Regions from separate parts of the Mus musculus genome. Here all the other regions are linked to region 3. Evidence: chromatin loops called from intact Hi-C (ENCODE). Cell type or tissue: heart. All regions are shown on one strand. Links, peaks and the distances in the headings refer to the core of each region. The heading gives the core; the rest is flanking DNA.

Region 1 (7,975 bases), core at 919-5,918, 140 kb before region 3:
AATGTGGCATGGCACTGAGAGCAATGGTTCAGATTGTGTGCTTGGACGGACAGATGGATGGTAGATGAATGGATGACGGACAAATAATCTAGGCTAAGGCTGGGCACAGTGGTGGTCTTTAATCCCAGCACTCAGAAGGATCTCAGTGAGTTCAAGGCCAGCCTAGTTTATATGGTAAGTTCTACATCAGCAAGAGTTTTAAAAGAGACAAATAGCAAAGCGCTTAAGAGCAGCTATCTATCCAATGAAAATACACATGTAATCTTATGAAAAGAGGCCCTATGTTACTCATTAGAAAGACAAAAGAATCAAAACCACAATAGCACACTAATTACTAATACCTATAGGCAGGGTAGCAGGTATTGCTACCTGCTATTGTATATCTGTAATCTGCAGGTTATGTATATGTGCTCGCTAAAATAAAAATGTGACTAGACTTAGATACCAGTTCTTTACAGATAAAGTGAAAATGTGCCCTAATCCAAATCTTGCACATTTTCTCTCATTTATGAAACCTAAATTTGTGTATGTTACAGGACTTTCTTTGGGATCGCCAACTCCGGAATTACAACCTGGAGACATATTTACCATAAATGTCTATGCTTTATAGCTAGGCTTGTTCCCAAATAGCTCCTAATTTATTAACCCATTTATTCTAATTCTGCCGTGTGTTTTGTTAAGTTACCTCTCCTTAGCCCCAGCCTGCTGCTTCTCTGTCTCTCTAGCAAATTCTCCGCCTCCTCCTTCACAGAGTTCTCTCTGTGCTTTTAAGTCCAACCTTCTGCTTCCTGCCTTTGCTATAGGCCATCAGCTTTGTAATACAGCACATCAGATGGTGAAAGAGGGAATGTTTACAAAACACTGAGACAGGCGACACTTAGCAATACCAAAGTCCAGCCTGCAATCAGATCTCTGCCCATTCAAAATCAGCATTTGTATAAGGCAGAGCCAATCTCTGTGCAGTGCATAGAAACATTACACCAACATTTATTGGCGTGTGCATGTGCATGCATGTGTGTGTGTGCATGAATCTTAGGTGGTAGAAAGGAGGGGAAAACTAAGTGACCCCCACAGAAAACGGATCTACTGTAGGGAGGAAGAGTGCCAGCACGAAGGGGGCAGGGAGATGGGGCTTGTAGAAAGTTATGTCAAGGCATGCTTTGCTGCAGTAGACAAATAGGTCAAGTTCACAAAGACTTGAGAAGGAACATTTCACTAAAGCAGACACAGGTAAAGGATGTTTTGCTAAAGCAATCACATGATACTAAGAAAGACCCAACAGATGGAGGATGACACTGGATGGTATTTGTATGCCTTGCCATTCATTTATGTTCATCCTTTGTCATGGCTTCATAGAAAAAAAAAACACACCAAAAAACTTCCTGTGGTGGTCTGATGGCTTCTTGCCGTTTTTGCAGACTCAGGCTGACGGACAGAGTGGTATCAGCTGGTGCAGACTCAAATGGTGTTTTGCTGAGGCAAGACCTGTTATGGACAGGTGATGTTTGGAGAGAGTATAAATAAGACCCAACGGACAGTGATGGGGGCTTGTGTAGCTAGCCTTGCAACTTGTTGGTCTCTCATCTTCACTGAGTTGAGAAAGGCACAGCAGAGAACTCCAGGCATCCCTGCTGGTCCTTCCTGGTTGACCTGCTGACTTGCAGATTGAGGTCTGGCTGGTTCTGCTGGGGCAGGCCTCTGCTGCTGCTCTGCGTTTGCTGTCCTGACACTACTGAACTGATGGCATATAGCCCGACAGTGCAGGCTACGTTAGCTCCAAAGAACTTTCCGGCATCCTAATAACTGCTCTTTCCCACTCCCTCTGGTGGGTGGTGGGCTAGAAGGCAGGGTAAAGTGTTTAAGAACCCTTATTAAAATAAAAGTAGGTTTTAAAAAACTTAAGCCTACACAGGTGAAGGTACTAGAGCAAGGTGGTACATAAGACACATGCATGCCTACATACTTACATATACACACATAAAAAGAAAACATATATCATTCTCTAGGCGATAGTTTATAAATACCTTTCCAGCACACAGAATACTGGAAGAATCTAATGCATCATCCAATGGTCTCCAGTCCACTATTACTTCAGCATCCTACAGAAGGAAATCAGGAAATTTATTTAGAATTCATCAAGAAAACTTGACCATCCTGATGAGAGAAACCATGAATTATATTTATAATCCATCAATATACTATATATGTGTGTGTGTATAATATATATATAAATACACACACACACACACACACATATGTATTTGGGGGTGGGGTGGGTTTTTTTGGTTGGTTGGTTTTTTTTTTTTTGTTTTTTGTTTTTCAAGACAGGGTTTCTCTGTATAGCCCTGGCTGTCCAGGAACGCACTCTGTAGACCAGGCTGGCCTCGAACTCAGAAATCTGCCTGCCTCTGCCTCCCAAGTGCTGGGATTAAAGGTGTGCTCTAACCACCGCCCAGCTAATATAGTATATTCTTAATCCATTTTTTACTTCTAAATGCAAAATAAAAATTTAGGTCCTTAAACATTAGTATTTTACACATGCTAACATTATCATTATTTAACAATTATGGAAATTTAATTCTAATTATTTCTCATTATGAAAACTTTGTGTTACTATAATGTTTACGTAACTCTTTTCTCTCTCTCGTGAGACAGGATATCTCAGGTGCCCAGGCTGTTCTGCAACTTGCTACACAGACCAAGCTGACCTCAAAACCACTAGAATCCACCTGCCTCCACCCCCCAAGTGCTAGGACTAAAGGTGTGTACCAACATGCCCAGCTTTACATACACATTTAAAATAATTCATGATTTTCATCACCTAAGGTATTTTGTATCTAGCATATCTCAATGTTAAATTTACAACAGTTGTTCAACTATACACTATCTTATGAAGAGGGAAATTTCTGGTTTCTTTGAAAACTCAGTTGTGTCACGCGCTGTTTTTCTGGAGCGTCTTGTGAGAGGATGTTTGGCTGGAGCAGACACAGGAGTGGATGTTTAGCTGGAGCAGACACGTGAGAGAGCATACAATGTTTAGCTGAAGCAGACACAGGAGTGGATGTTTAGCTGAAGCAGACACAGGAGTGGATGTTTGGCTGAAGCAGACACAGGAGTGGATGTTTGGCTGAAGCAGACATGTGAGAGAGCATACAATGTTTTGCTGGAGCAGACACGAGAGGGTTCTCTTGGTACTCCAACCAATTCTTCTCTCTCTAGACAACCTGGTGACGCCTGTGGTTTCTACTGGGTCCAGCCGATCAAGCCGCTGCTACTGATTCGTGTTGAGTGTTTGCTGTTGGACTGGACTGCTGATATCCTGACAATGAAGACTGGAATTGCCCCAAAAACTTCTAAACAGGTCCATAAGCCCCTTTTCCTATAAGCCTTCTTTCTTTTTCCCCTACCTCTCAATGGGCTAGAAGAGAGGCTGAAACACTCTAGAACCTAAATAAAGTAGGTTTAGAGAAAAATCTAAGCCAGTAATCTTACATATAAAATTCAGATTCTTCTCCAAAGCCCTGAAGAGAATCACCATCATCATTATTATTATTATTATTATTATTATATTATTAAATAAATCAGTTTACCAGAAACTCACCTTTTCTAAAACACGCAATATTCCTGAAATCAAGCTGTCTTGGTCATTTGCCTTTCCGCAAGATGAGTGAATATATACTCCTTCTTGTTCATATATAATCTGAAACAGCAAAAAAACAAGATCATCATGTGACTTCCCTCTCACATGTGTGTATGTATCATGCACATGTGTCGCCCTTCTCAGAGCTGAAATGGCAGGTCCGTCTCCGTCTCGATGGGAGCTGGAGATCTGAACCCACACGTGCATGGCAAGTACTTTACTAAAGCAGCCCCGGCTCGAGTCACACTTTTTATTTCAACATTTCTTAAAAGTAACTGAGATGTGTTCTTTCGTTTTGACTTTTTAAATGTTTTATTCATATGCATGTTTTGCTTCCATGTAATGTCTAATCACCATTTGCAGGCCTGGTTCCTCTGGAGGCCAGAAGATGGCATCACATCCTCTGGAACTGGAGCATCAGACAACTTCGAGCCATGTGGAAACTGGGGACTGAACTTGAGTCCTTCAGGAGAGCAGCCAGGGCTCGAACTGTTGAGTCCTCTCCCCAATCCTCAAGGTATTTTCCTATAATACTGCTCAAGTGTCTGATTACCCCACATACAAACGTATCACAGGCTGACTGGACAAGAAGTATTTCAGATTCACGAATATGTACTTACAATGGATTGTTTTAGGAACAGGGCCAAATCCAAACACAAAATTCTTTGTTTCATACATGCCTTATGTATACAGTCTGAAGGCTTAGAGTGCCGTGACTGCAGGGTGTCAGGCGAAGTTAAGATGTGGGATTTTCTATTTCTAGTGTCGACTCAGAACTGAAAACATTTTAGATTTGAGAACGTTACAGATTCTGGATTTTCAGATTAGAAATATTCAACCTGTATTAAAGCATACCACACAGACTTCAGGAAGCTTCAAACATAAAAAAAAATTAGAAGGAAATTTGCTTCACTACACACGAATATTTCTTTTTCAGATTGGTAATAATCACATTTTCTTTTTTTGCTGGAATACTGTATAAAGCTTTATTTTTTTAACAACTCTTTTATTAGATATTTTCTTCATTTACATTTCAAATGCTATCCCGAAAAGTCCCCTATACACTCCCCACCCCCTGGCCCTGCTCCCCAACCCACGAACTCCCACTTCCTGGCCCTGGCATTCCCCACATTCTTATTCATCTCTATAATGACGTTTAACTAAATGCTATGTGCCTACTGTATAAATTCATCTATTCCAGTCTGGAGCTGGGATAACCACCAGTGATATAATGCTTGCTAGCAAGCACAAAGCTCCGAGTTTATTTCCAGCCACATACAACACCAATAACAATATTTTAACATTTTAAGGAAAACACTGAGTTCAAACTAAAAATGTACATGAAAATATCCAAAAGATCAGCCAATAAGATATAAGGGACAGGTAGGTGCTTTCTCTGTACGCCTATAGTGGCCTGGTCTCACAAAAGATCATGCTGCTGTGGTTTTATAACACAGGCATAAACTTACAGAGAATAAGACAGGAGGTTTCCCCTGCCCCTATCTCCCACGGAACACACAGTCCCCCACCCACTGCTTGGTCCCATCCCCATCTCCAACAGCACTCTCTGACCAGGGAAGCAGTCTATCTGCAGCTCCTCACCTCACCCTTCATTCCTCTACAGTCAGTCTTCTAGCTTCATCCCTAACTGCGGCAGACCTGATGTGTGTTGTCCTCATTCTCTGCCCCCATTCCCAGGGGACTACGCAGATGCTGGTGGAACACCCTGCTTTCCTCCCTCCTGTGAACCCCATCAGCAGCTGCCACAACTATTTCATTCCTACGTGTCAGCTCCCAGCACCCAGAAACACATTTTACCTGGAACCCCCAGTGCCCACATCCATCAGGACCCCAGAATAATCGCCTACCAGGCAACATACAACCACCACATTAAAGAAACAGGAAAACAAAACAAAAACCAAGAAACAAGACATGCCACCCCCAAAGACAAGACCAGACATTAGCACCTAAAATTATAATCTTCCCAATCCCAGATGCCAGGATAAAAACACAATCAGTAACAGCCAGGACAGTAGGCCTCCACTACAGCCCAGCAACCCTACCTACCACAGCGGGCCCCTAGTATTCCAACATAGCTGAACCACAAGACAAATACCTTAAAGCAGCTTTTATGAGGAATAATTCCTTTAACGAAATCTACGAAAACACAAACAGTAGACGAAATGAATCAAACCGTTCAAGATCTGAATATGGAAACAGACTCAATAAAGAAACCCCAACTGAAGGAAATGTGGAAATAAACACTTTCAGACCTCACAGCAACCACAGACACAAGCCTTCAACAGGAGAGACCAAGGCCAGAAGCTCAGGCACTGAAAACACAAGACGAGAAATGGACACCGCAGTCAAAGCAAATGTCAAATCTAGAAAGCTCCAGGCACAAAAATCCAAGAAACCTGGAACACTATGAAAAGAGCAGATGTAAAAGTAATAAGGAGGAGGCCAGGTAGTAGGGATGGGGCACACGCCTTTAATTCTAGCACCTGGGAGGCAGAGGCAGTCAGACTTCTGAGTCTGAGGCCAGACTGATCTACAGAGTGTTCTTTCTGATCTACAGAAAGAACAGACAGCCAGGGCTGCAGAGATAACCTGTCTAGAGGGGGGGGGGGGGGGGAGGAAAGGAAAGGAAAGGAAAGGAAAGGAAAGGAAAGGAAAGGAAAGGAAAGGAAAGGAAAGGAAGTCAAAAGCACAGAAATCATTTTCAAGAAAATCTCCCCAAACTAAAGGTCATGCCTACCAAGGTACAAGCAGCACACAGAGCACCAGATGCAGGAAGCCAAGTCCCTCTCCGCACACACTAATCAAAAGCTGTAAGGGGAAAAGACTAAGTAACATATAAATGCAGACCCATTAGAAGTATATACCTCATTTCTCAATGGAGACATTAAATCCCAGAAGAGCTGGACAGATTTGAGACCACACATGCCAGCCCAGTCTACTATACCCAGGAAAACTTTTAATCACGGTAATGGATAAAACTGCCTCTGCCTCCAGTGCTGAAGTCACAGGTAAACACCACCATGCCCTGCTCATCTTCTGTACCTTTTTGAGAGAAAATTACATGCCACAAAACTCAAAATTCTACACTATATTCTACTATATGTAGAAGACAGTCATGTTTATCTAATTGTAAAGGTGTAACTTTAACTTCTAGAAATTGGTTGAGTCTGCCTGAAAAGACAAATAGAAAGTGACTGATTCGCATTAACTACTACATTTTATGAAATCCCCAACTCTGTATACATTCTATATCCTCTGAATTCAACCAGATTAAAAAGTATTTAGTACAAAAAAGCATCTGTATTACATGCATGCACATTTTTCTTATTATCCCCTAAACAATACAGCATTATCTTCAATTTACATAGCTTTTCTATTATGCAGGTATTACAAAAAGAGCATGAGAAGGTGCACAGATTACATGCAAAAAATTAAAATAAATATTTTAAAATGACCTAGCATTAATCCTAGCATTCATGAGAAAGGAGTAGGCAAATGTCTGAGTTCCAGGCCAGAAGGAACACAGGAGGTCCAACAGTATTTCCTAGGGTGGGACTAGTGAGAAGCTCAACAGAAAAAAGCACGAGGCCTCATGACCCGAGTTGGAGCCCCAGATCCTGTGGAGAGCTGAGTTATCTTCTGACTTCCATTCATACCTATGAAATGGCATGTGCACTAATGATGTGCTTACTAACATTAATAGCGTTTAGCAAAGGAACTAGACCAGATAACTTATTAAAATACCTCTGAAACCAGGTACTATTGCACATGCTATAATCTCAGCACTGGGAGGCTGAAGCAGAGGCATATAGAGTTTAAGGTCATCCACAGCCTTATAACGAGTTCAAGGCCAACCCTGGTTTTCATGAACTGCTATTGACTCAAAGGATGCTGAGGAAAGGATGATAATAATAATTTACTAAAGAGCTCTGAGGACTATAGAAAATGATTTATAGCAAATTTGCTGACCTTGATTTTAACAATAAATGTTAACGAGCAAATATGAGACATTGCAGGCAAACTCAATGTGGCAGAGAGAGATGCACTTTTGCATTACTGAATGTAAAGCCATGCTCCTGACAAAGCTGAGGAGAGAGCATGCACAGCCCAGTGGTGAGCTCCTACAGTTTCTATACTGATGTCGAACTGAGCTATTATAGTACCACCAACTATTTCCAAAAACTAAGGATAAATGAAAAGCATTTAACTAAAATACTCATTAATAAGCTTAAGGTAAAACCCTTGCCCTAAATCTCTCCAAATATGGAAACTCAATTGCTTCTTCATAATATCCACTTTAACAACTATGTGAAT
Region 2 (7,975 bases), core at 919-5,918, 69 kb before region 3:
AGCAGCAGCAGGAGGGCGGGCACCTGTAATCCCAGCCACTCTGGAGACTGAGGCAGGAGGATCAAGAGTCTTAGGCAACAACTGGAAACAAAGAAAGGAAAAGAAGGAAGGATGGCTGTGCCCTGACACCGGAGGAGTGCAGACATGGTGAATGCCACTAGAGAGCCAATTAAAGAGGCAGAGCTGTTTACCTAAGAGACGACAAAGACTCAGGAGGTCATGAGAGCCATCTCAAGGAATGTCATAGGAGACCAAAGTTCCAGAGGGCAGAACTGAGACTAAAACAGATTCTGGCTCTACAAAGAGAAAAACTTGTTTGACACTAGACATAGGAGGCCATGGACCTCCTCCAGGCAAAGTCTCCTGTTTTCAGGGATATCAGCTCATTTCACCTCCAAGTGAACCCAGCGCCTTTGGCAGGGTAAGCAGGCTCGCTGCCACTCAGCTATAGTCCCAGTCTGTGACCTCCAAGATGTTTAAAAGGGGTCAGGTGGGGGATGTGCATCCACACATGACTGAGGACAGTGAGCCACTAACTAGCTAGGGTTCCTGTCCTGCATCGTTCTTTTAATGTTTCATGAACACTTTGAAGAGGTGTCTTGAAAACAAAGCACTCTAAAGAATACTTTAAACACAGAACTACGGTAAAGTGCTTGGAACACAAAGCACTTTAAAAGGATAAGTAGTTTGTGAAGGATTTTCTCTCCCACCTCTGATGCAGCATCTGCTTACAGATGATACAAACTTCTCTGGGGGGGGAGGGTGAGAACGAGGTGGGGAACTGCTACCCCCCCCCCCCCAAGGAAGGAATCCCAGTGCAGTTTCCTTGTGTTAGTTAAAACCTTGGCTTCTGTAATGGAATCCTTACACTGTCTACACTGAGTCACATAAAAATCTCAGCTGTGATGTTACCTGTCCTGAGATCCACCATAGCCCACCTTCCCAGTGTGGGTCAGACCGGCTTCTTGCCACAGACCTGGAAATCATTCATCACCTTTAGCACTGAGGCGTCTTAGAAAATATATAATGTGAGCACAATTGTTTTGTGTGTTCTTTTGAGACAGGGTCTCACTGGGTAGCACTAGCTGGTCTGGAACTTATTCTGCAGATCAAGTTGGCCTCCAACTCAAGAGATCTGCTTGCTCTGCCTCCCGAGTCCTGGGGTTCAGGACAGACAGGTGCCGCCACCGCTGGACTCCACAGTGCCATTTTTAGGCTGAAGAGCTAAATTAATTTTCCAGTTAAGCTTTCAACTGCAAGACCTTTTTCTTTCCTCTTCCAGTGTAGAACAAAGAGAAGTGTGAAATGGGTTGTTTATTAATCTCCAGAGGCGGTGAACCATACCGACTCAAATCTAGCCAGGCCTGAGCAAGCGCGGGCTCCGCCATACTGTTTATGTGGGCATTATCACCTGACATTTCTTTCGGTGTTAGGCTTTATAAGGGATTGAAAACAGGTGTAAAAATAGGGACGGGATCAGAACTGGAGCATCCTTGCACACTCTACACTCAGTTGTTAAATAATTGCACCCGACATCAAATGTCACACTCATTAGCTTATGCATTCCAGTAGCATCTGTGTTAATTAAGATCTATTGTCAAGTCTGAGGGGTAATAAGTGTTTATCCCCCACTTCAGGTGCTAAGTGCGTTTCCTTATTTACCTTGACAACTCTGTGCACTAGATATAATCATTATGAGTACAGTAGCAGTAGAAACCCAGGGATGCACGGTTAAGCAATTTACCTAAGATCACGGGGCTATGGAAATAAATGGGGGTAGGATATGGATCCAGACGCCCAAACTCAAGATCACTAGCTTTTTTAGCCTCTGGACAGTCTGATCAAGACATGTTAATAGATAAATTCCTTCGAACACATGCAAACTGATTTTTTTTTTTAAGGAGACCAGGGAGATCGCAGATCCTTCAATGGCCTGGTTTCACTTTCAATTACATTGTAACACTTCCACACTTCCAATGGAACTGTAGAAGAAAGCCAGCGTTTTATGGCCTGACAGTAAAGAAAACGTGTAGCAGCAGTGCCTAGATTTTTTTTTTTTAGTTTGAAGACCGATTGCTGGCCACTACGCAACACGATGTTTCAACGCGGATAAGATCAAACCCCAAAGAATAAGGAAGCCACACGTCCGGACACAAGAAGGCTGCAAAGAAACGGGGTAACCGACAAGCAGCAAACAGTCGTTTAAAACAAAAACAAAAAAACCCTCCAACGACGGGTGTTTTACCACTCCATTTACTTTGAAAGCAGGACAAAATGGAACTTGCATAAACACTTAGTCATCAGTACGCTCTGGAAGTTACAAACCACCTCGTTCGCAAATTCTAATCCGTATCCGAGTTCCTACTTGGCGAAGAAAGAAGAAGGGCTGATGGTCTCGGAGACCACAGAGTGAAAACACCTGGTGTCCCCAGCCGAAGCCCATCAGAGGGGAAAACCAGCACGCAGACCGGGGGACTCCCCGACCTGCGCAGCCTCCACCGGCAACTGGGGACTTTTCCGGGTCCTCTCCCTCCCCACTGTGGGTCTTGACATCTACCGTGTGCTGAGGCCCGCGGGTCCCCAAAGCGATTGCAAAAGGCAATGGGAAGGCAGGGAAGGGGGTTTGACAGGCCAGAGGCAGAGGAGCGGGCGCGGGTCCCCAGCCCGGCTCCCCGGGGTCTGCACCTGCAGGGTGGTGATGTGCTTGTCGTTGAACTTGTTCTCGCAGTAGCGCAGCACCAGCGACGTCTTCCCCACGCAGCCTTCCCCGAGCAGCACCACCTTGAAGGAGTAGGCTCGGCCCGCCGCCGCCGCCGCCCCGCCGCCGGCCGCAGCCATCCCGCCGCCGCTACCCCGCCGCCCGAGCCCAGCGCCGCGCCGAACCCCGCACCGCCGCCGCCGGGGCGCCCGCTCCTCCCGGGCCCGGCTCTTTCACGCCCCGCCGAGCCCGGTGCTCGCCGCGTCCTTCCGCGGGCGAGGCCTGCGAGGGCCGAGAGAAAGTCCCAGAATGAAGGGCCCCGGCCACCACGTCAGGGACCCGAGGCTAGGGGAGAGCTGCCTCTCCTCCCTCTAATGGCGTCTCCTTCCTCCTACGTCACACCCCTCGTCACGTGACCGCGGTGGGCGGAGTCGGCGGCGGGCGAGCCTGGGCCTGTTTCCGCGTCCGCACGAACCGGCTCAGCATCCCGGGAATCCTGCGGTGGGAAGGAGCTGATCTTTGCGATCTGACCCCACTCTGATGGAATAGAATACAGGACATGATCGCCCGGCCCGAGGAATGGTCCCAAAGCGGATAGCCATCACACCAGGGGTCATCACACGCAAAGTCCGGCCAAGGTGCCCTTGAGTCTCTTTCTCTGGGCGCACAAATCCGGGCTCATGAACTTTACAGTTCGTCCACACGGCCAGGTCCTCGAGTCATCGTCCAGGTCTCAGCTTAAACCGGAAAGGCTTCCCTGACCACCCAGACCTTCCCACATCCTTCCATCCCTCTTACTCACTTCCTCACCGAGATATTTCCTAACAATGGTGCGCCTTCTTTATCGCTGCTTGCCACACTCGGTGGAATTCCGATTCGGTTGTAGGTTTAAGAGCAAGGATTGCAGAAGACTTAACTTCTCTCCGTTTCCAGCCCTAAAAGCCCAGGCTAAGAATAAATGCGGTCCCATCATCAGTCATCACTCCTGGTTCCCCAGGATTTCTGTCTATGCTGAGTCCACTTTGATGGGTCTGGTTTATTGGACGATTGCTTATTTTTTCTTCCTGTGTTTCCATTTTATTTCATGAAATACACTTTCCAAGAAAGCAACCTGGTATTTCTGAAATTTTGTAGTTTGGTGTCACTTAAAATAAACTTTCATCTCATCAGACTAATTTTACACTTCAACTTAAAGGCAGCTCATTCGTTCATTCAACGAGGGCGTGAATGTAGCCAATGCTTGCCATTCTCTGTGTCGCATTAGATACAATGTCTCTGTCCTCAGAGAGCTTACATTTTTAACCAAGGAAACAACGCATGCGCAATTTACACACTGCATGCTTTTTAAGGAGAAGCAATTCAGAATGTTTTACAAAGATACATGGGAAGCTAGCTGAGTTAGCGTCCTAGAAGAGCTTCCTGGAGAAAGCTGCCTTTTGTTAGGAGTATCTTCGGCAAAAAGGAGAGCCGTGAAGTAGAAAGGAGCATCCGACATTGACGTGTGACAAGAAGTCAGACAAGAAATCAGAGACATTACCTTTAAGTTCAAGGCCAGCCTCTTTTGAATTGTGAGCTCTAAGCTAATTGGAGCTACATAGCAAGACACCATTTCAGTAATAATAATAATGATAATATTTACAATAATAATGCAAATAGGAAAAGAATTTGTGATGTAACTTGCAAGGTATCAATTCAAAAACAGTCTTTAACCTGGTACAGAATGTTATCGGGTCCTTTTACAAAATTATAATTAGAAAATTGGACAAGGCTAAAATTACGTATGTCTCTCTAGAATCAATCATTTATAAGATTATCTTGTCAATTATTTTTATAAATGAGATTATATTATCTACTCCTTATGCTGCGTAGTCTTACATCAATTTGACATACAAACTAGAGTTATCTGAAAGGAGGGAACGAACCTCAAATGAGAAAATGCCACCATAAGATCCGGCTGTAAGGCATCTTCTCAATTAGTGGTCAAGGGGGTGGGCCCAGCCCATTGTGGGTGGGGCCATCCCTGGGCTGGTGGTCCTGGGTTCTATAAGAAAGCAGGCTGAGCAAGCCATGGGGAGCGAGCAAGTAAGCAGCACCTGTCCATGGTCTCTGCATCAGCTCCTGCCCCCAGGTTCCTGCCCTGTTTAAGTTCCTGTCCTGACTTCCTTCAATGATGAACAGTGATGTGAGAATGTAAGTCAAATAAATCCTTTCTCCCCAACTTGCTTTCTGTTCATGGTGTTTCAGTGCTGCAATTAAAACCCGAATGAAGACACTCCTCTCTATACCTACCACGAGGACTTTACACAATCATTTCTAGAACTAGAAAGCACCTTCTTTTGGAAAGAGACTTATTCTACATCTTTCCTCATAGGGGCTGGCGAGATGGCTCAGTGGGTAAGAGCCCCGACTGCTGAGTTCAAATCTCAGCAACCACATGGTGGCTCACAACCACCCATAATGAGATCTGATGCCCTCTTCTGGTGTGTCTGAAGACAGCTACAGTGTCTTATTTATAATAATAAACAAGCAGGGCCAACCAGAGTGAGCAGAGATCCTAAATTCAATTTCCAACAACCATATGAAGGCTCACAACTACAGTGTACTCATATACATAAAATAAATACATCTTTTAAAAAAATATTCCTCATAATGGATTGAAATTTGCATTTCTCAGCCTATGTTTACTTGTTCTTGAGAGTAAGGTTATACAGTCTGTAGTTAATCCCTTCTCTCCTTAAGCAGTCTCCTCCCTCCTCCTTTAGATAGCCATTCAAATGACAAGAATCCCACAGGTTCTTTAGCAGTGTGGACTTCTTTAAACCTTATATGTAAGTCAGGTAGTGGAGGCACATTCCTGCAATCCCAGCATTCGGGAGGCAGAGGCAGGTGGATCTCTGAGTTCGAGGACAGCCTGATCTACAGAGTGAGTTCCAGGACAACCATGACCACACAGAGAAATCCTGTCTCAAAAACAAAACAACAAAAACAAAAACAACAACCTTATATGTAGCACTTTGCATTCACCTAATCAAAATTATTTAAACACTATTGTAAAATGAAATAACATTGACTGTCAAGATAGTTGCTCCCAGCTAGGCATGGTGGCGCACGCCTTTAATCCCAGCACTTGGGAGACAGAGGTAGGCGGATTTCTGAGTTCGAGGCCAGCCTGGTCTACAAAGTGAGTTCCAGGACAGCCAGGGCTACACAGAGAAACCCTGTCTCAGAAAAACCAATATGGGTTGGGAGATGGCTCAGTGGTTAAGAGCACTGACTGCTCTTCCAGAGGTCCTGAGTTCAATTCCCAGCAACCACGTGGTGGCTCACGACCAGCTGTAAAGGGATCTGATGCCCTCTTCTGGTGTGTCTGAGGACAGCATACATAAAATAAATAAATAAATCTAAAAAAAAAAAAAAAAGGAGTGAAACTGAAACTCTAGCTCCCCCATAAATAGGAAATGCTGTGAAAATTCGAGGGTTTCTCCCTGAGCAGATAACTGGGAATAGATTCCTAGCTGGAGAGAGTAGACCAGGGCAATAATGCAGAAATGCATGCAGCTCCATTGCACCCAACAATGCTCTTCCCACACAGAGAAGAAATAAGGAGACAGAGAGAAGGAAAGAAGGAGGGAGAGAGGAGAGGAAGAAGAGAAGTCTAGACAAGCATAGTAGGTCAAATGGAGAAATTGTCACAGAAGAATAATATACATTGTGGTGGATTGTATATGCTTGGCCCAGGGAGTGTCAAATGTACAAAAAAACCATTGACAGCCCTCCTTCCTGAAAACAAAACAAAGCAAAACAAAACAAAACAATAGCTATCTGACTCCTCAGCTCTAGCATTCCCTCAAATTTCAACAGTCAGGATTCTTGGATGGTCATGCTCGAGACAAAGTTTGGTTTTAGTACACAAGGCTAGTATATAGATAAGAAAAGAATGAGACAATTTTAAAAGGCTGGGCTCACGTATGTTAAAAGTAGTCTGTAATCCCAACCTTACTAGTGTCAGTTTTTCTCCAGTGACAGAAACTATGTGGACAGACAATACAACCAAGGCAACTCTTATAAGGCTAATATTTAATTGGGGCTGGCTTACAGGTTCAGAGGTTCAGTCCATTGTCATCAAGGTGGGAGCATGGCAGCATCCAGGCAGACATGATACAGGAGGAGCTGAGAGTTCTAATCTTCATCTGAAGGCTGCTAGCAGAATGCTGACTTCCACACAGCTAGGATGAGGGTCTTAAAGCCCACACCCACAGTGACACACCTGACATACTCTGACAAGGCCATACCTGGAGTTGACTGAGAGGCCTTGCCTCAATGAGTGAGGTAGAGGAGCAAGTCAGGATGATTCCAGGATCCATGTACAACACACAGGAGCATGAAAAAGGAAGAAAGATGAAGTCACACAGGAATGGTGTGGGAGGGGTTCAGAGGGGCCTAGGATACACTGACGTTAGAAAGAAGCACGGACGAGGAGCTGTGGAGAAGCACCTCCCCCCCGCCCCCACCCAACCTCCAAAAGAGGTCAACTGAAAACTAGAAGTTTAACGCCAAGGAATTTGTAAAAAGGCTTTAAGAAGAGAGGTCAGGCATGGTGGCACATGCCAGGAATCCCGGCACTCAGGAGGCAAAAGCAGGTAGATCTCTGCAAGGAGCCCAATGTAGTCTATATAGTGAGTTCCTACATAGTGACACACTCTGCCACCACACTTTCCCCCACTCCCCCCCTCCCATCCCCCTCCCCCCCACCCGCCATCAATTCAGCTCAAATCAAAATGTCAGTGGCAAGATTAAGAAACCCTGCTTTCAGGCTGGAGAGATGGCTCCATGGCTAAGAAGACAGACTTCTCTTTCAGAGGACCCGAGGTCCGTTCCCAGCACCCAAGTGGGCAGCTCACGGCCTTCTGCAACTTCAGCACCAGAGGGTCGGATCCCTTTACCCGGCCTACTGAACTCCTGAACTCCTGAACTCCCGAGCACATAACTCCCCATAATTAAGAATTAAAAAGAAATCAGAAAGAAAGAAAGAAAGAAAGAAAGAAAGAAAGAAAGAAAGAAAGAAAGGAAGAAAGAAAGAAACCTTGCTTCTATCCAAGGAAGTACGTATGTTTTCCAGTTCACCACAGCTATAAACCCCAAAGAAATATTAGAGACAACAAGAAGAAACAGTAGCTGGACGGTGGTGATGGTGTGGTGGTGCATGTCTTTAACCCCAGCACTCAGGAGGGAGAGGCAGGCACATCTTTGTGAGTTCAAAGCCAGCCTGGTCTACAT
Region 3 (7,975 bases), core at 1,182-6,181:
ACTGAAAATAAATTTAGGCAGCATAATTTTAAAAATTATTTTTATTTTGTATGTGTACATGCCTAAATGTATCTATGTGTACGATGTGCATGAAAGAGCCGAAAGAAGTTGGAAGACGTGTTGAATCCTCTGGGTCTGATTTGTGAACTGCCATGTGTGGGCTGGGAATCAAACCCAAGTCCTCTTCAAAAACAATAAACATTCTTTTTTTTTTAAATGGCATATGTTCATGTACACACACACACACACACATACACACACACACATACGCACACACACACACTGTTCTGGTTGTCATTTTTTTTCAATGTATTTTATGTATGTAAGTACACTTTGCTCTCTTCAGACACACCAGAAGAGGGGATCGGATCCCATTACAGCCACTATGTGGTTGCTGGGAATTGAAATCAGGACCTCTAGAAGAGCAGTCAGTGCTCCTAACCTCTGAGCCATTCTCTCCATCCCCCCGCAACAATAAACATTCTTAACTGATGAGTCATCTTTTCCAGCCCCTACCCAACAAAATTTGTGTAGGCAGATAAAGAAGTCTATGACTGCCAGGCAGGGGCAGAGAGATCTTTGTGAGTACATGTGAGTTATTTACATGTGAGAGATATGTAGGCCAATCTGGTCTATTTATTGAGTATGAGCCAGCCATACAAAGTGAGACCCTGAAACACACACAGATACACAGAAGATAGAGTGTGTGTCTATATCCTACAAGAGAAGTTAAATATCACTTGTATTTATAAAAACAAGAATATATTATTATTTTAACATTGTCTTAACTCCCCCTTCCTTTTTGTATGTTGTGTTTGGAGACAGGGTCTTCTTTTGTAGCCAAGACTCAAAATCATTCTGTAATTGTGACTGGTCTTAAACTCATAGTAAGCCTTCTACCTACTCTTCCCATGTAAGGGGAATATAGGAATGTGCCTGCCTAGCAATTACAAAGACTTAAGTTTCTAAAATTACCATTAAAATGTTAATTTCACATTAGATGAACAATATTGTACACTGTGTATCTTTTTTGTTCTTTTGTGTTTTTGAGGCAGGGTATCTCTCTCTCTGTTTAATAGCTCTGGCTGTCCTGAAACTTGTTTTGTAGACAAGGCTGGCCTCAAACTCACAGAACTCACTTGCCTCTGCCTGAAGGTATGCATCACCCAACCTGCTTTCCTCTTTTTGAGCCAAGGATTTACTCTGTAGTCCAGACAGGCCTTGACTTTAGGATGCATCCCTGTGGCTCAGACTCCTGAGTTCTAAGATCACAGCTGTGAGCCATCGCACCAAGCTCTCTGTTGTACAACTCTTATACCTTGGACTTAGGGGCTAGACTCCTCCCTTTCATGGTCCACATCTGATTAAGTCCAGTAAATTCTCCTTAAATATTTCCCCAAATCTGTCCACTTCTCTTCAGCTTTACTGCCAACAGCATCTTATTCTGGACCCCTGAATGGATTCCTCATATTTATTTACACATTCTTTTGAGATAGGCTCTATGTAGCTCAGGCTGGCCTCTTCTTCCTCTGGTCTGGGGTCACAGACATGTACAAACACACCAGGCTTGGTTGGGCTCCCTTTGTTACAGCTCACTCAGCTCCCCTCTTCCAGTGCTCCTGTACCCCTGTACCCACAATGACGGATGCATCAGTGTTTATTTCAGTTGACATGTAACGTAATTTCCCCATGAAGGAAACAGCAGATAGATTTAACATTCTATAAGGCTTCCTTCTCATCAAATTCCTCTCTGGCGATGTGCAACTGGCACTTTAAGTATCACTCTTAACTCTCTGCAGCAGCCAGAAGGCTTTTTATTATGTAAATCTAACCGTGCCCGTCTTTTCATAGTCATGGGGCTTCTTCAAGTACTCTTGGAACAAAGTAGAAAACGCTTTAATATAGAAGACCAAATCTCTGTCATCCTTTGGTGTCATCTGACATGTCACCTCTTTTGTGAAGTGTCCTTTGACTTTCTGAGGCTAAATTAGGTCTCTCTGAAAGTCTTTTCTGTGGCACTCAACAGAAATTATGCCGCACTCCTCTATTCAATTCTAAAGTCCCCGAGGGTAAGAACTATCTACATCATTAGCATAATGTCCGGCAATTAGGGACCCAGTGTACATTAGCTGTAAGAACGAATAAAGCACTACATTTGCATGAAATACTTTAAAAACAAACATCAGAGGGATTTTGAAAGTGGCAGCTTTTAGTTAGGGGATGCACGTAGTAACAGTGAGGTAGGAAAAAGAGCAAAGATATTTCTAAGATCACAAGGTATAATGGTACAGCATATAAAATCAGAACTGTTTTCAGTTTAGTTTTCAGTATTTCTTTTCTTCAGGCAGTTGGCAGTTCTAGAAGGAAAGGTGACCATTTACTGAGTGCCGCCTATTATATTCAAGTCGGTGTTCACATGCTTTGGAGTTTGACTTAACAGAATTAAAGACATGACTGTACGTTCAACCTGTGTGTGAGTGCGTGATTCTGTTCAAGAGAGAGTTTCTATTTGCTCTTTGATAAACATTGCTTAATTAGATTGACTCAGTTACCATGTGTGACTATTAGAAATGTTTCCCACGTCAATTCCAGTAGTGAAAATTGCCTAATCTTAACTCGAACTCAGCAGGCTTCTAAAGTGATTTGTTGGTTTGAACCCTTATGGCGTCATTCTTCTTAAGGCATGGTCTAAGATATAAAAAATAAAAGAGTAGAAAATAAAGGTATACTCATCACTTTTTAATGCAAGGCATAGTAACTCGGGTTTCTTTTTCTTTTCTTCCTTTCTTTCTTTTTTTTTTTTCAAATTTGGTAAACTTTCCTCGGAAAAGGAGCAAATGTTTCCAGATGTGCGGACCCACACACAAAGGACAAGAGCGAGGCTCCCCTTGCTCTTCGCAGCTGGGCAAGTGACCAAAGTCAGAGGACCTTGTTCTTCTGACACGACCGAGACTCAAGACTGCCTAGGCTCCCGTTTCCGTCACCCCGCTCCCCTCCCAGGTTTACCTGTGGAAGCTGATGTTAATGTGCTTGTTGTAGGTAGCAGCACAGCCCGCCGCGGCGCAATTGGTCGGCATTTCCCCGGGCCCCTCATTCGGCGCCACCTTACGCCACTTCGGAGGCGCTGCCCGCTAAGCAAGCTTCTGTCAAACGCTAGACAAACGAGGCAGGCGACCCCGCGCCGCCAGCTCGGTGCAGAGCGCGGGGAGGGCAGAGGGGCGTGCACAGTACCGGGGTGGGAGGGAGGGCCCACTCTCCTGTCTCTTTATTAATATGGCGGGCTTAGGCCTGCAGAGCCAACGTGCCGGAGCTCCGGGCGCAGACAGTCGCCTTCACCAACATGGCGGCCACACCCGCTCCCCGCCCTCCCCTACCTCCCGGGGTCCCAAAGAGACTAGGTCCAGCGTCTCAGACGGGGGCCCCCTAGCAATGAATGAGAAGATGGCAGATGTCTTCCCCACCGACTAATGACTCTGAAACTCAGGTCTGCGGCTGAAAGAGCATGTCCGCAACCCAGACACTAACCCCTTCCTTCCCCGCCTGCCACCTCGGACGGGATGCTAGGGGACAGTTAAGACTGCAGGGACACAAGGGCGAAGCCTGGAGCAAGAGGAGACTACAAATCCCAGCCAGCACCGCGGCGGACATGGGGGTGGGCGCTTCCTGTCTCGCAAGACTCGGAGGGTCGCCTTCCGGCGTGCCGCAGGAAATGACGCTCGGGACCCGGCCTCCTTCTACAGAGGCTTTCTCGCGAGGCGGAAGAGCAGCAAGGGGGCGCTAGGAGAGGGAACTGGCGAGCGACGGTCCGACGAGCGAGAGAGAGCGATCTGGGGTGCGGGGAAGTTGGGGAGCAGAACCTGCCGGGCGTCCGAGCACGGGAAAGGCCGCGCCCGCCGGGTCCGTTAGGACAGAGGGCGGAGGAGGAAGGGGAAGGCAGGCGGCGGTCGGGCGGTCCCCGGCCGGAGGGCTTCAGGTCGTGTGGCCAGCGCTGCACTCCGGATGGCGGCCGCCGCCGATCCTTCGACCCCGGCCTCTAGCGGCCTCTCGCCGAAGGAAGAAGGGGAGCTCGAAGACGGGGAGATCAGCGACGACGACAACAGCCGGAGCCGGAGCAGCAGCAGCAGCAGCAGCGGCGGCGGGCTGTTACCGTACCCGCGGCGGCGGCCTCCTCCCCCGGCCCGGGGCGGTGGATCCGGGGGAGGCGGCGGCGGCTCCTCGTCCTCCTCGTCGTCCTCCCAGCAGCAGCTGAGGAATTTCTCACGCTCACGGCACCCGGCCGAGCGGGGCCAGCTCAGGGGACCCAGCAGCTACCGACCCAAAGAACCGTTCCGGACTCACCCGCCCCCAGGGCGGATGCCGTCGGGGTCCCTGTCGGAAAGCAGCCCCCGGCCGTCCTTCTGGGAGCGGAGCCACATCGCCCTGGACCGTTTCCGCTTTCGAGGCAGCAGGCCTTACCGGGGTGGGAGTCGCTGGAGTCGGGGGCGAGGAGTGGGGGAGCGAGGAGGCAAGCCGGGGTGCAGACCTCCTGGAGGAGGAGGATCAGGAGGAGCGGGATCCGGATTCGGCAGCAGCCAGAGCTGGCGAGAACCCTCTCCACCCCGCAAGAGCTGTATCCTTAACGTGGCGGTCCGCCCTGGGTGTGTCGCCGGAGCTCCCTTTGGCGTCATGGCTAGGTCCCGGAGTTTTTTAACTTTTCAGAACCACTCATTTCTCTCCCCCGTTCGTCGGCGGTTGTCACGGGCCGCACTCCACCGCTATTTTCGTAGGCTGTTTGACTGAATGGGTGCCTTTTGCTTTTGGATAGGACTGTGTCATGGATTCGGGTCAGCTAGGGAAATGAAATACAGTCTGGGTTTTTAAACAGGACACCAACAGCCCAAGTTTTGTTTGTCTATTTGTTTGTTTGTTTCTTTTTTGCAAGCCCTGGGATTTCGTATTTAACAGGAAATCGACTTAGATTATTAAGGAAAAGAAGTACTCAAACATCTGGAGGAATACTGTTACTTTTATTACGTCCTGACTTTAGAGTTCGTAAAGTTTTCCTCTGTAATTCTTACTGTTCTTGTGATTTTTTTTTTCTTAAATTTGTAGTTATTCATCCCCGTTGCTGCCCTTTGTTTTCTGTGTTTGTGTGTGTGTGTGCACGCGCGTGTGCAGATCCTTTATTTTTACCAGTTTTACAATTCAGCTCTTTTAAATTCATAAGTAGTTTGGAAAGCTATATGCATTAAGTTCACTCTCCTATGTTGGCTTTTTGGCTTTATAACTTTTTGTGTTGCTGACATGTAGGTCAGAGAAAGATAAACTTCCCAGCACTTTAAGCTTAGTGTGTTAGAAAAGGAGAGATGGATAGGGAGGGTATGGGCTAGTGGAGAAGAAATGTCCTAATTTCTGCACCCTCTCACCTTATTCTCAGTTATCTTTAACATTACTAAGTTTACTCGGGATTTATGCTAAGAAATTGTCAAAAGCTTTCCTGTTTTTATGAGTTTATATGTCCTGACTTCTACTTTTTAAAATAATTTACTAAGCACTCTCATTACTGGCTATAATTCCCATGATGTGATGACTGTTTAATATATTTTCTATAAAATGTACGTCTGACACTTGATTGGAAGATACTCAAAATACTTTTTATGGAGAACTTTAGGCCAGCTGTGCTTCTGCCAGCTGCGTGATATTGAGCAAGGAATGCATAAAGAACAGATTTTGGTTCCTGTGTCCCGAAAAAGCTTTTACTTTTATTACCTGTCATTGTTTTAGAAGCATCTCAAGATCGTTTTGGAGAAAAATCACAGGTAGGTAACCTTTTAAAAGATGATGAATGTTCTTAATGAAGATTAGAAAACCTTTACCCATGATTCTATGCAAACATGAGCCATTCATGGATTTGCTTTCTGAATTAAAAATCAAAGGATGTTTAAATACATATAAGCATGTAAAGTTAGCTAGATGAAAATTTGTAATTTGTACTGGACAAACAATGAAAATAGAGTTTTGTAAAAAAAAAAAAAACAAAACAACAAAACAAAACAAAACAAAACAAAAAACCAAACCATCATCCCGAGGACCCTTTGGCAATTCAACTGTGGCAATTCAAAGGTTGTCTCAATCTCCTCTGCTTTAGAAAGTTGTGGTTATAATTCCTGTTACCTCCTGCTTTCACCTTTCTTCTGTTCATGTACTTCTATTTGGGGATTATGCCATATACGAACTTTTATGTACTTACTGCAAAAGGAGTGTACGTAAATATACAGTGTGCAAATGTGATTTTGATTGCCCTGACAGCTTCTCACACATCAGCTGGCTTGCTGATTGTTTAAGAACAAGATGCTTGGTTTGATTTTCTGTATTATTGTTCTCAGGAAATACCAGTAAACCACCCTAGGTGTAGTGATCGGCTCTGTATAATGTGAGCAAATAAAACTTGGATACAAATTTTTATCCACTTTTTTTTTTTTTTTTTCTTCCTGAGACAGGGTTTCTCTGTGTAGCCCTGGCTGTCCTGGAACTCACTCTGTAGACCAGGCTGGCCTCGAACTCAGAAATCCACCTGCCTCTGCCTCCCGAGTGCTGGGATTAAAGGCGTGCGCCACCACTGCCTGGCCACATTTTTTTTTTAATATCTGTATCATACTTAGCTTAATTCATATGTCTACTGTGGTTATATAAATGACTACTTTACAGATATTGCTTAGAAAAGAATGAGTGTAATTCTGACTCACTTAACTGATTTAGAAATGAAACATCTTGAGTATAATTTTTGTCTATTGTTAACTTAAATAGGATACGTTATTTGCAGCTTCAAAGAAAACAGAATAGACAAGAATCTGTGTCAGTTCTTTTTATTGTTGTTTGGATCATGGGTTCACATAGTAGCTACTTTGGAATTCACTGTGTAGCCTGGCTGGCTCAAAGCTATGGCAGTGAACTTGCATCAGCCTCTCATGGATAACTGCCATTTTAAACTTGGAAATCAGATGAGCATTAACACAGTTAGCGCAGCGTCTTAGATGAGGAAGGTCATCCCATTTCTCTTTAGGCTGCAGCTAAGGATGAAAAGTGGCTCTTCCTTTAAACCATCAGGTTTAAAAGTCATTTAAAAATCACTCTTTCTGTCTCTCTGTCCCTCGTCCTCTCTCTGTGTGTCTCTGTCTCTCTGTCCTCCACCCCCAGTAGTGAAGATTGAATCCAAGGCTTGATTACTAAAATTACAACACTGGTTCTTTTAAAATTTTGTTTGGAGAAAGAATCTTGCAAAATTGCTCCCAATTTTGTCTCAGCCTCTGTGGTATTTGGGATCAAAGGCATTTGGCACCAGATGTAATACAAAAGCAGCTTTTTAAAGGTTTACCTTTAGTAATTTTAATTACGGTTATGTGTATACATTCAGTCACATGAGTACCCCAGGACACCAGAGATGTCAGATTCCCCAGGGCTGGAATTACAAGGCAGTCATCAGCCTGCTGACATGGATGCTGGGGATTGAACTCGGGTCCTTTGAAAGTGCTATATGTACACAGCAGCTAAGCCATCCTTCCCAGCCCACACAGTTGTTATGCTGTAGAGGTTTCCTTCTGTCACTGGGCAATAGCATCATCAACTGGTGCATAAAAATGAAGGTAGAAGGAGCATCTTGACAAACTTTAGAATCAGATTAGGTGAACAGGTGTTGGCTTTCATCCTAATTATGCTGTAGAGGCGGGAAGGGATTTTTTTTTTTTTTTTTTTTAATTTAAGATACAGTAAATGACTCTAACTCAATTGTTCTTACTCATTTTCAATTCTTAGGTTACTTTTTGATACATTGAATCTATTCCCTTTGCAAATGTCTGCAATGCCTTTACCATGTGTTTGGTTTATATTAGTATAATTCTACCTTTAGATGCCTCAGCTAGAATATTGATAACTTGTGTTTATGCACACAGAATGCTTGAATGGACAGGGAGAATAAATAATTCTGGCTTCATTTAGG

The links. A loop is a pair of places that touch in the nucleus more often than their neighbours do. Peaks named below come from ENCODE experiments on the same cell type or tissue, not always from the same donor. Only the 100,000 strongest peaks of a DNase experiment are listed, where the experiment ranks them.
Region 1: a loop joins it to region 3, with 1.8 times the contacts of the local background. A loop is called at or near these places in 6 of 42 quality-filtered maps.
Region 2: it touches region 3 in a loop (4-fold over the local background); 21 of 42 quality-filtered maps call a loop at or near these places.

Annotation. Positions count from the first base shown.
Region 1 is chr10:115,237,248-115,245,222 of GRCm38, forward strand. Tbc1d15 (TBC1 domain family, member 15) reads right to left here. Exons shown (of 17, transcript NM_025706.3): 2 at 3,602-3,700; 3 at 2,025-2,099. Among named protein-coding and RNA genes, the nearest start is that of Tbc1d15, 10 kb to the right of the region's middle. In heart, for the core only: a CTCF peak has its summit at 4,006 (motif pointing right); no DNase peak of the experiment used is centred there.
Region 2 is chr10:115,312,509-115,320,483 of GRCm38, forward strand. Rab21 (RAB21, member RAS oncogene family) reads right to left here and starts at 3,083. Exons shown (of 7, transcript NM_024454.1): 1 at 2,686-3,083. The coding sequence starts at 2,838. In heart, for the core only: no CTCF peak of the experiment used is centred there; DNase peaks (open chromatin) are centred at 2,483 and 3,123; H3K4me3 peaks cover 3,310 bases; H3K27ac peaks cover 2,732 bases.
Region 3 is chr10:115,381,199-115,389,173 of GRCm38, forward strand. Thap2 (THAP domain containing, apoptosis associated protein 2) reads right to left here and starts at 3,237. Exons shown (of 3, transcript NM_025780.4): 1 at 3,007-3,237. The coding sequence starts at 3,077. It overlaps Zfc3h1 (zinc finger, C3H1-type containing), which reads left to right and starts at 3,761. Exons shown (of 35, transcript NM_001033261.2): 1 at 3,761-4,609. The coding sequence starts at 4,000. In heart, for the core only: a CTCF peak has its summit at 3,767; DNase peaks (open chromatin) are centred at 3,653 and 4,413; H3K4me3 peaks cover 4,818 bases; H3K27ac peaks cover 3,833 bases.